Regions from separate parts of the Homo sapiens genome. Here region 2 is linked to region 1. The links are chromatin contacts, found by POLR2A ChIA-PET in ENCODE. All regions are on one chromosome and are shown on one strand. Each heading gives the region's core, a stretch centred on a gene start or an enhancer-like site at or near the end of the contact. The rest is flanking DNA. Distances are from core to core; before and after follow the strand shown. Region 1 overlaps DNM2 (dynamin 2). Region 2 holds the start of RNASEH2A (ribonuclease H2 subunit A).

What was found. ChIA-PET counts read pairs that join two places held with the same protein, here RNA polymerase II (POLR2A).
Region 2: POLR2A ChIA-PET joins it to region 1 with 11 read pairs in AG04449. The contact joins the promoter of RNASEH2A here to the enhancer-like site in region 1. POLR2A ChIA-PET finds 5 or more read pairs at or near these places in 2 of 52 experiments (AG04449 and activated CD8-positive, alpha-beta memory T cell).

What each region holds. Positions count from the first base shown.
Region 1 is chr19:10,810,404-10,815,386 of GRCh38, reverse strand. It overlaps DNM2 (dynamin 2), which reads right to left. Exons shown (of 21, transcript NM_001005361.3): 15 at 3,010-3,123. Among named protein-coding and RNA genes, the nearest start is that of MIR199A1, 4.6 kb to the left of the region's middle. RefSeq lists an enhancer at 2,772-3,704. Within about 2 kb of position 2,138, at least 19 of the 41 ENCODE cell types and tissues checked have a DNase peak (open chromatin) inside an H3K27ac peak, as active enhancers do.
Region 2 is chr19:12,804,382-12,809,364 of GRCh38, reverse strand. It overlaps RNASEH2A (ribonuclease H2 subunit A), which reads right to left and starts at 2,781. Exons shown (of 8, transcript NM_006397.3): 1 at 2,565-2,781; 2 at 2,286-2,357; 3 at 2,036-2,159; 4 at 1,859-1,946. The coding sequence starts at 2,691. It overlaps THSD8 (thrombospondin type 1 domain containing 8), which reads right to left. Exons shown (of 2, transcript NM_001386800.1): 2 at 4,976-4,983. RefSeq lists enhancers at 2,678-2,727, 2,928-3,057 and a cis regulatory region at 2,502-3,534.

The DNA.
Region 1 (4,983 bases), core at 889-3,388:
ATCCTGGTGACTTCCGGGTGTCAAGCCCCAGCTGTCACGCTCAGAAACAACCAATATCCACTTCCTTCTTAGAAAGTGCTAGAACTGTTAGCTGGACTCACAGTTCCCACACACAGAGGCCCTTCTTTCCCTTCTTGGGCTGCTAGAGGCTACATGGTGATGGGTATGGGGCAGCCATTTTAAACTATGAAGGGAGCCCTGTGTTAAGGTGGCAACAGGAGACGCGGAGCCAGGCCCTGGACAGCCTTGCAGCACAGGGTCACCAAGCTCACTGAGACGTGAGCAAGAAACAGACTTCATCTCTTTAAGAGCCTTCATTTTGGGCCTCTGTTACAGACGCAAATCCATTGCCCACATAACACAGCCATGGCTCACAGGACAGCCTGCAGTCTTCTCCCAGAGCAACCAGGACAATGAGAAAAACACAGCTCTCTTTGCCAGGGACTCTTGAAAGCCAACCTGGACCGCATCAGAGTAGCAACAAGCTATCACACAGAAGTGGCTTCCCTTCCAGGCCACTAAGCCATGGTTACGTCAAGAGAATTAAGCAAGAAACGGGTTGATCAGGGCCATAGAAAAGAATGAGATCCTGTCATTTGCAGCAACATGAATGGAACTGGAGGTCATTATGTTAAGTGAAATAAGCCAGGCACAAAAAGACAGATCTTGCATGTTGTCACTCATACGTGGGAGCTAAAAAAATAAAAGGTAGAAGAGCGGATCTCACAGAGGTGGAGAGTAGAAGGATAAATACTAGAGGCTGGGAAAGGTGGGGACAAGTAGGGGGTAAAGAGAGGTGGGGTTAATGGGTACAAACATACAGTTAGAGAAAAGGCATTAACTTCTATTGTTCAACAGAAGAGTAGGGTGACTGCAGTTAAGACTATAGTTAACAACAATTGTCTGGTGTTTTTTTTTCTTTGAGACACACTTTCACTCTTGTTGCCCAGGCTGGAGTGCAATGGCGCAATTTTGGCTCACCGCAACCTCTGCTTCCCAGGTTCAAGCGATTCTCCCACCTCAGCCTCCTGAGTAGCTGGGATTACAGGTATGCGCCACCACGCCAGATTAATTTTGTATTTTTAGTAGAGACGGGGTTTCTCCATGTTGGTCAGGCTGGTCTCGAACTCCCGACCTCAAGTGATCTGTCTGCCTTGGCCTCCCAAAGTGCTGGGATTAATGGCGTGAGCCACTGCGCCCAGCCTGTTTTTATTTTTGAGAGGGAGTCTCTCACTCTGTCGCCCAGGCTGGAGTTCAGTGGCACCATCTCGGCTCCCTGCAAACTCCACCTCCACCTCCCAGGTTCCGGTGATTCTCCTGCCTCAGCCCCCCAAGTAACTAGGATTACAAGCGTGCGCCACCACACCTGGCTAATTTTTGCATTTTTAGTAGAGAAGGGGCTTCACCGTTTGGCCAGGCTGGTCTTGAATACCTGACCCCAGGTGATCCACCCACCTCAGCCTCCCAGAGTGCTAAGATTACAGGCATGAGCCACTGTGCCCAGCCAACAATGCAACAACGTATTGTCTATTTCTTCTTCTTCTTCTTTTTTTTTTTTTTTGAGACAGTGTCTTGCTCTGTGGCCCAGGCTGGAGTGCAGTGGTGTGATCATAGCTCACCACAGCCTCCATCTCCTGGGCTCAAGTGACCCTCCCACCTCAGCCTCCTGAGTAGCTGGGACTACAGGTATGCACCACCATGCCCAGCTAATTTTTTTTGGGTTTTAATAGACACAGGGTAATGCTATGTTGCTCAAACTGGTCTTGAACCCCTGAACTCAGGCCATCCTCCCACCTCAGCCTCCCAAAGTGCTGGGATTATAGGCCTGAGGCACCGTGCCCAGCCTTGTGTATTTCAAAGTAGTCAGAAGAGAGGACCTGAACTGTTCTGAACACAGGAAAATGAGGAATACCAAAGTGACAGACACCACAAACACTCTGCCGTGATCATTACATACTCTGTACATCTAATAAAACATCACAGGGACCCCATAAATATGTCAAACATTATGTATCTTTTTCTACATAGGACCATCAGGAGGGATGCTGGGTCAGCATGGAGAGCAGAGGCCGGTTGGCAGTATCCTTGCTCAAGGCCTGCCCCCTCACTCGCAGTGAACGAGTCCCTCCCATGACTCAGCACTCAACACTGCTCCCTGCAGTCATCACCCAGGGGCCTCTCCACTTCCTTCCCATAATGACGAGCATGTGGGGATCGTTCTGCACACTGTGGCCAAGCACCGCACAGTGGGCAGGGACCATCCTAGACCACTTCGCAGATAGAAAAACTGAGGCCCAGAGAGGCAAGGGGCCTGACTGAGGTGTAAGTGATGGAACCCCGGTGCCCCTGGAGGCTGGCTGCATGCCTGAGCCCCTGACCCTTGGGCATGGCCCCTTCTCTTGAGCACGGGGCAGTCACAGTGGCACTGGAGGTCAGGGCCTGTTTCTAGCCTGCTAGTGACTCCATCACCCTCCATCTCCCTTTTGCACTCTAGGAGCTGGTCCCATGGGGGCCAGGTACAATGTAAGCCTTTTGGCACATGGTGGCTGCTCTCCAGCCCTGGGTTACGGTTGTTTTTTGTTTGTTTGTTTGTTTATTTTGAGATGGAGTCTCGCTCTCTCGCCCAGGCTGGAGTGCAGTGGCGCAATCTCGGCTCACTGCAACCTCCGCCTCCCGGGTTCAAACGATTCTCCTGCCTCAGCCTCCTGAGTAGCTGGGATTACAGGCGCGTGCCACCACTCCTGGCTAATTTTTGCAATTTTAGTAGAGACGGGGTTTCATCATGTTGGCCAGGCTGGTCTCAAACTCCCGACCTCGTGATCTACCTGCCTCGCCCTCCCAAAGTGCTGGGATTACAGGCGGGAGCCACCGTGCCCGGCGAGTTACAGTCCTAATGGTGACTCAGGGCAGAGTGGCGCAGTGACTGAGTTCTGCCCAGAGGGAGCGCCCACCCGCTCTTCCCTGGCTGCCCCACCTACCCCAGCAGCCCTGCTCCCGCCTGCCACTCACCTCCTCATCCTTGTACCAGGACAGTGACTCGGCAGTCAGCACAAACCAGTACTCCTTGGAGCCGCCTTTCATCAGGCTGATGTTGTTGATGGTCAGCCAGCCCCTGCGGATCACCTGGGGGAAAGCGCGCAGCTTAGCAGGGAACCTCGCTCCGTGCCCCAGCCATCCCCCAGCGCAGCAGCCTTGCCCACAGCTCAGTGGGAAGCCAGGGACCGCAATAGAGACACCTCCAGCCCCAAAGCCCAGGAAACCCAGTTCCACCCTGTCCCAAGCATTTCCAGCAGGAAACCAACATGAGGCGCCACCTGGGCAGGTGGGCGGACAGACAGACTCACTGGGCCAGGGGCTGATGGGGTATAGACTCACAGAGGCCTGATGGAAAGGGGCCCATGGGAGGAGTCCCTGGGGCTTGTGTGTGGGGCTGTGGCACATGAAATGTGACATCTGAGGAACTGCACTTGTTTGCGTGAGATAAGGTTCCAAGGGTAGCATCCACACAGAGGGCTAGGGTCAAAGGTGTGAGCCCAGGGGCCCTCCCCAAGGACATTGAAGGAGCGCGGCTCATGTCCCAAGCTGGCTGCAAGCCTGGTGGTCATCCTTTTGACTGACACATCAGGGTTTCAGGCTGGGAGACCCCATGGATGGGGATTGTGTGGCTGTAGCTGTCATCTGCGTGGGGGTCAGAACCCAGGCCTGCGCAGGGACTCACCTGACAACTAACGGCAGGCAGCCTGGGGGCTGTGCTCCCATGCTCCCTGGCCGCTGGAGGCATGTGTGGGCAGAGCCCCCCACCCCACTCAGGACGAGGGCCCTGGGAGCTGCAGGAAGCACACGGAGGCACGCACAGGGCGGCCTGGGACCCAGGCACTGACAGACTTGGCCAAGCTACAAAGGGTGGGCTGAGCATGGCCATGGACAGCTGCGAAGGGCTGGCCTGCATCCCCCAGTGCAGGGCATGGCAGGGCACGGCACGGCAGGAGCGCCAGAGATGGGGCCTCCAGGAATCCCTCTGGGGCCCAGATGCTGTCCTAGTCGGGGGCGGTCCTCTGGAGGGGCTTCATCCGGACTACCCCGACCCACCCCGGGCCTGACATTCTGAACCAGGGCCACCAGCCCACAGCTCCAGCGGCTCCTTGGTGGCTGGATGTGAGTGCTAAGCCCCAGGTGGCCATGAAGACGGAGGTGGCTAAAGAGTACCCAGGGACCCCTGGACCATGCAGAAGTCACTGCCCAGGCTGGGGACAGCATGAGATGCCACCGGGCGCCCCTTGTTAAGGCCAAGGGTACAGACTTATCCCTCCCTGGGATGAGCAGACAGGACTCTCACAGTTGTTTGGAGCAGGCAGTGACCCCTGGCATCTGGCCATTCACGGGCTGCCTGGTGGTGGGTGAGGGGGCTGAGGCCAGCAGCCCCTGTGAGGTCACAGCATCCCCTCTGGGAACGCAGTGACGAGCTCTTCCTGGTCTGTCCAGGACGTCCTGGTGTTAGCACCAAAGGTCTGGCAGTCTGGGAATGCCTCCATTCACCCGGGGGGAGCGGGGTGGGGGCACTGCCTTGTCTCAGCCCAGAGCTGGGCACAGAACGAGTGCTTAGTAGACCCTGGTTCCATGACTGAATGACAACCAGGTGAGGGAAAACAGGGAGACAGGCTGTCGGTGCTCCCCCAGAGAAATGTGAGGCCTCCATACTCCTAGGCCTGGCCCGGTTTCTAAGGAGAGGGATGTGCCCGCACACCCCTCGGTGGCCTGGCTCTCCTGCCTCCAGCCGGGGTTAGTGTTGGTCAGAGCTGGAGCACAGGGCCCACGCTACACTTTGGGGTGCATGGCCACAGGGCCAGGGCACTGATCGGGGCCATGCTGGGGATGGCACACCAAGCCTTGGGGCAGGACGTCTGGCAGAAGCCCTGAGGTGCCCTTCTCCACACGGGTTCAGAGACAAAATCCCACCCTAGGGAGCTGCAAGCTGTGGGTGGC
Region 2 (4,983 bases), core at 1,532-4,031, 2.0 Mb before region 1:
CATGGGGGCCTTTGGCTGCAGCACCGAAGAGAGGGTCCAAGAGCTGCTGGGGGAAAGTGGTATCTCCACAGCACTACTGTTTTCAGAAACAACCTTTATTTTTTGTTTACCAGCTGACCATCTTTCATGTTTTATTTTTTTATTTTTTATTTTTAGTAGAGATGGGGTTTCACCATGTTGGTCAGGCTGGTCTCGAACTCCTGACCTGATGATCCGCCCGCCTCGGCCTCCCAAAGTGCTGGGATTACAGGCGTGAGCTACTGCGCCCAACCTCCAGCTGACCATCTTTCTGCCCAGGCTAGGCCCTGAACGCCTACGGGTAGGGCCCTTGTCTGTCTACACCAGTTACTGTATCGCCAGCTCTGCATTTGGGCCTGGTCCTCAGGTCCCTCCTCAGCAGGGTCTACCTTGCTATAATTCCTTTCTTTCTTCTTCTTTTTGTGGAGATGGAGTCTCGCTATGTTGCCCAGGCTGGTCTGGAACTCCTAGCCTCAACCAATTTGCTCACCTCAGCTTCCCAAAGTGCTGGGATTACAGGCGTGAGCCACCATACCCAGCATACAATTCCTACGTCAAGGTTATTTTGCCTTGTTATTCTCTCAGAACGGTCCATTCTTTCATTGAGAGCATTCGAGGCAATGCTGATTTATGTTTTTCTCTGGTAATTTAATGTAATTCTGCCCCACTCGACTGTGAATTTTCCTGATTTAATTTCCACTGTGATCGGAAAACTAAATGTCGAGATGTGCATTTCAAAAAGACTACCTTCTGTTGCTGCTTGGGGAACAGATTGGAGGGGATAGGAGGGTGAGGGACGAGAGACGACACTCAGCAGGTGTCCAGGGAGTGGGGGGTGTCCTGGGCTAGGACAGAGGTGACAGGTAGACAATGTAGGATTTGTTCTGGAGACTGAGCCTTTAGGATGAGGGAGAGATTAGATGGAGACGGGACTAGGGGCTACACTGTGGTCGTCAGTGTGGCACACATTTAGGGCAGAAACAGGAGCACGAAATCAACAGTAGCAATGAATATGCCCGAGGCACTCCAGACGTATCTGATGCTGAATCTGCACACTGCACATTTTTGCCCACATTTATTTTTTATTTTATTTTTATTTTTATTTTTCGCTCTGTCCCCCAGGCTGGAGTGCAATGGCGCGATCTCACCTCACTGCAACCTCCGCCTCCCGGGTTCGAGCAATTCTTCTGCCTCGGCCTCACCAATAGGTGGGATTACAGGCACCCGCCACCATGCTGGGCTAATTTTTTGTATTTTCAGTAGAGATGAGGTTTCACCATGTTGGCCAGGATGGTCTTCAACTCCTGACCTCAGGTGATCTGCCTGCCTCAGCCTCCTGAAACGCTGGGATTACAGCCGTGAGCCACTGCGCCTGGTCTCCCATTTTTAGTTTATTTTTTATTTTTTATTTTTTTGAGACAGGGTCTTGCTCTGTTGCCCGGGTTGGAGTGCAATGGCACAATCTTGGCTCACTGCAACTTCTGCCTCCTGGGTTCAAGCGATTCTCCTGTCTCAGCCTCCTGAGTAGCTAGGATTACAGGCGCCTGCCACCACGTCCAGCTAATTTTTGTATTTTTAGTAGAGACGGGGTTTCACCATGTTGGTCAGGCTGGTCTCGAACTCTTGACCTCCGGTGATCTACCCGCCGCGGCTTCCCAAAGTGCTGCGATTATAGGCGTGAGCCACTGCGCCCTGCCTCCATTTTTGAGTTGGGGGGCTTCCTTTGTCACCCAGGATGGAGTGCTGTGGCATGATCATGGCTCACTGCAGTCTCGAACTCCTGTTTTGTCCCCATTTTATCCTGAGATGACCAAATGGGGACAACTTACAGTTAACTCACCTGGGTGACGTTCACGCCCTGGTCCAATGCATACTGTATAAGCCCAGTGGCTGTATCATGTGACAGGGAGTTCAGGTTGTATTTGACCCTGTGGTGGGGAACAGAGCCCAGTTAATCTCATTCTAGGAACAAAGCTTGGTCAGCCCATGCTGGCTGCCCCTCCCGGGGACCCCTCACCGCCCAAGCATGCTGGTAGAGATGAGGTTTGGAGACAGCACATCCAGCGCCCAGCCGACAAAGTCCGTGTCCTCCATTTTCGCAAACAGCCTTTCCCGCTCGCTCTCCAATAGGGTCTTTGAGTCTGGGAGGAGGTTTGGAAGAGAAGGGGAACAGCTGGTTCTCCCAGTTCCTGCCCTCCCCTTTCAGTTCTCACCTGCCCCTGCACATACCCAGGAATCCCTTCCCCAGACGCACACCTCGGGCTCACCTGCCACTTTCAGCGCCTCCAGATCTGCCAGGCGAGGCAGGGGACAATAACAGATGGCGTAGACCATGGGGCCTGGGGAGAAGGGGTGTCAGTTTTCTGGCAGCCGGGGTCCAATCACTGAGCCCGTGAAAGTTGCCATTCATCCCTGTTCTATCATCACTGCTTCTTTAGGTGCCATCACCACGACCACATCCCCTCCCTTGGTGCAGTGCAATCCCGACTCCCGTTTCCCGCATCCTCCGTACCACGCCCCTCCCCTCCCTGGCCCTAGGGGCGCACCCAGCACGGGGCCCCTGCCCGCCTCATCGACGCCCAGGACGCAAGGCTCCTTGCGGCACACCGCGGGCACAGGCGAACTCAGGCGACAGCGGCCTGTATTGTCTCTCTCCAGCTCGCTGAGATCCATGCCGCCTCAGCCGCCACCACCAGCTGCAAGAACTAATACTGCAGGAGCGGGTCTCGGCGCGCGTTTTCCGCGGGCCTCGAAGCGGCGCCTGCTTCCGGCCAATCCGCGGGCAGAACACGCCCCTGGCGCTCCCGCCGCCGTGGACGCTTACGCAGCCGACGCCGACGTCGCTGCCGTGCGCCCTCCTGGGAATTGTAGTCCCGAAGGGCTATGGCCGAACACTCAGCTTGGGGAATTCGGTGGACGGGGTCACTTTGCAAGCTCTGCTTCACGGTCTCTGGGGCCCCGCCTGCGTGGCCCGGTGGGAAGAGGGGGAAATAAGAGGGAAACTGAGACGTAGCTTCGAAGACCCAGCCTAACGGGGAACTAGAGAGTCAAATATCACCCCACTCCCAGGACACGGGTCACCGCATCACTGGGTCCCCAACTGCCACTTGGATTCAGGCCCTGTACTTGCGGTCCCTGCTTCTGTACACATTCTAAGTCCCCTGGACCAGGTAGCCCCGCTTCCACTAAACCCAGGCTTTTGGATTTGGAGTCCCCAAACTCCCTCTCTTGGTTGCTCCCTTCGGCCCACCTCCACTCCGTGCAAGATCTGTGCTTCCTAACCTCTGTCTCATTCAGGCCAAGCCTTCCCCACCCCCGTTGGAGATCACAGACCTCGGTGGACTCCTGCTCAGGGTCTCTGCTCCCTATAGAAGCTCATTCCTCCCAACTTAGAATGAATGTCCCCACCCCCACCCCTCGACCCACTTTTTTTTTTTCTTTTTTTTTTTTTTGAGACAGAGTCTCGCTCTTGTCGCCCAGGCTGGAGTGCAATGGCGCCATCTCCGCTCACTGCAAGCTCCGCGTCCCGGGTTCACGCCATTCTCCTGCCTCAGTCTCCCGAATAGCTGGGACTACAGGCGCCCGCCACCACACCCGGCTAATTTTTTGTACTTTTTAGTAGAGATGGGGTTTCACCGTGTTAGCCAGGTTGGTCTCGATTTCCTGACCTTGTGATCCGCCCGCCTCGGCCTCCCAAAGTGTTGGGATTGCAGGCGTGAGCCACCGCACCCGGCCTTCTTTTTTTTTTAGACAGGGTCTCTCTCTGTTGTCCAGGCTGGAGTGCAGTGGCGCGATCTTGGCTCACTGCAACCTCCACCTCCTGGGCTGACGCGATCCTCCCACCTCAGTCTCCCAAGCAGCTGGACTACAGGTGCACACCACACCACCATGCCCGACTATTTTTGGTATTTTTTGTAGAGACGGGGTCTCATTATGTTGCCCAGGCTGGCTTCAAACTCCTGGGCTCAAGCGATCCGGTCGCCTCAGCCTCCCAAAGTGTTGGGATTACAAGCCTGAGCCAGCCACAGTGCCTGGCATCCACCACTTCTATTCCCTGGGCTCACTGGGGCTCATGTCCTCTGCCTGTGGGTTCCCGCCCCTTACCAGGCTCATGCCCCTTCCTCAGGGTCCTAGTTCATTGTCTCTTTATCTCCTTTTACTCCTCTTCGCCTCCCCCTCCACTTTTTTTTTTTTTTTTTTTTTTTTTTTTTTTTTGAGACAGGATGTTACTCTGTTGCCCAGGCTGGATAGCAGTGTAGCGATCTCGGCTTATTGTAACCTTTGCCTCCCAGGCTCAAGCGATCCTTCCTCCCCATCGTACCGAGTAGCTGGGACCACAGGCATGTGCCGCCACGCTCATCTAACTTAAATGTTTTTGTTTGTTTGTTTGTTTGGTTGGTTTTTTTTGAGACAGAGTCTCGCTCTGTCGCCCAGGCTGGAGTGCAGTGGCGCGATCTCGGCTCACTGCAGGCTCCGCCTCCCGGGTTCATGCCATTCTCCTGCCTCAGCCTCCCGAGTAGCTGGGACTACAGGCGCCCGCCACCGCGCCCAGCTAATTTTTTATATTTTTAGTAGAGACGGGGTTTCACCGTTTTAGCCAGGATGGTCTCGATCTCCTGACCTTGTGATCCGCCTGCCTTGGCCTCCCAAAGTGCTGGGATTGCGGGCGTGAGCCACCGCGCCCGGCCTAATTTTAAAAATTTTTATGGAGAGGTGATCTCAACGATATTGCCCAGACTAATCTTGAACTCCAGGACTCAAGAGATCCGCCTGCCTCGGCCTCCCAAAATGCTGGAATTACAGGCGTGAGCCCCGGCGCCCGGCGCCCCCTCCACTTTTCTCCTTTTCTCCCTAGATATCAGCGGGGCTCACGGCTCCTGACTCAGCTTCCCCCTAACCAAATCAGCCTCAAGTCACTCAAGACTTGGAGCCCCAGTTCTCCCTTCCTCAAACTCGCTTCATACC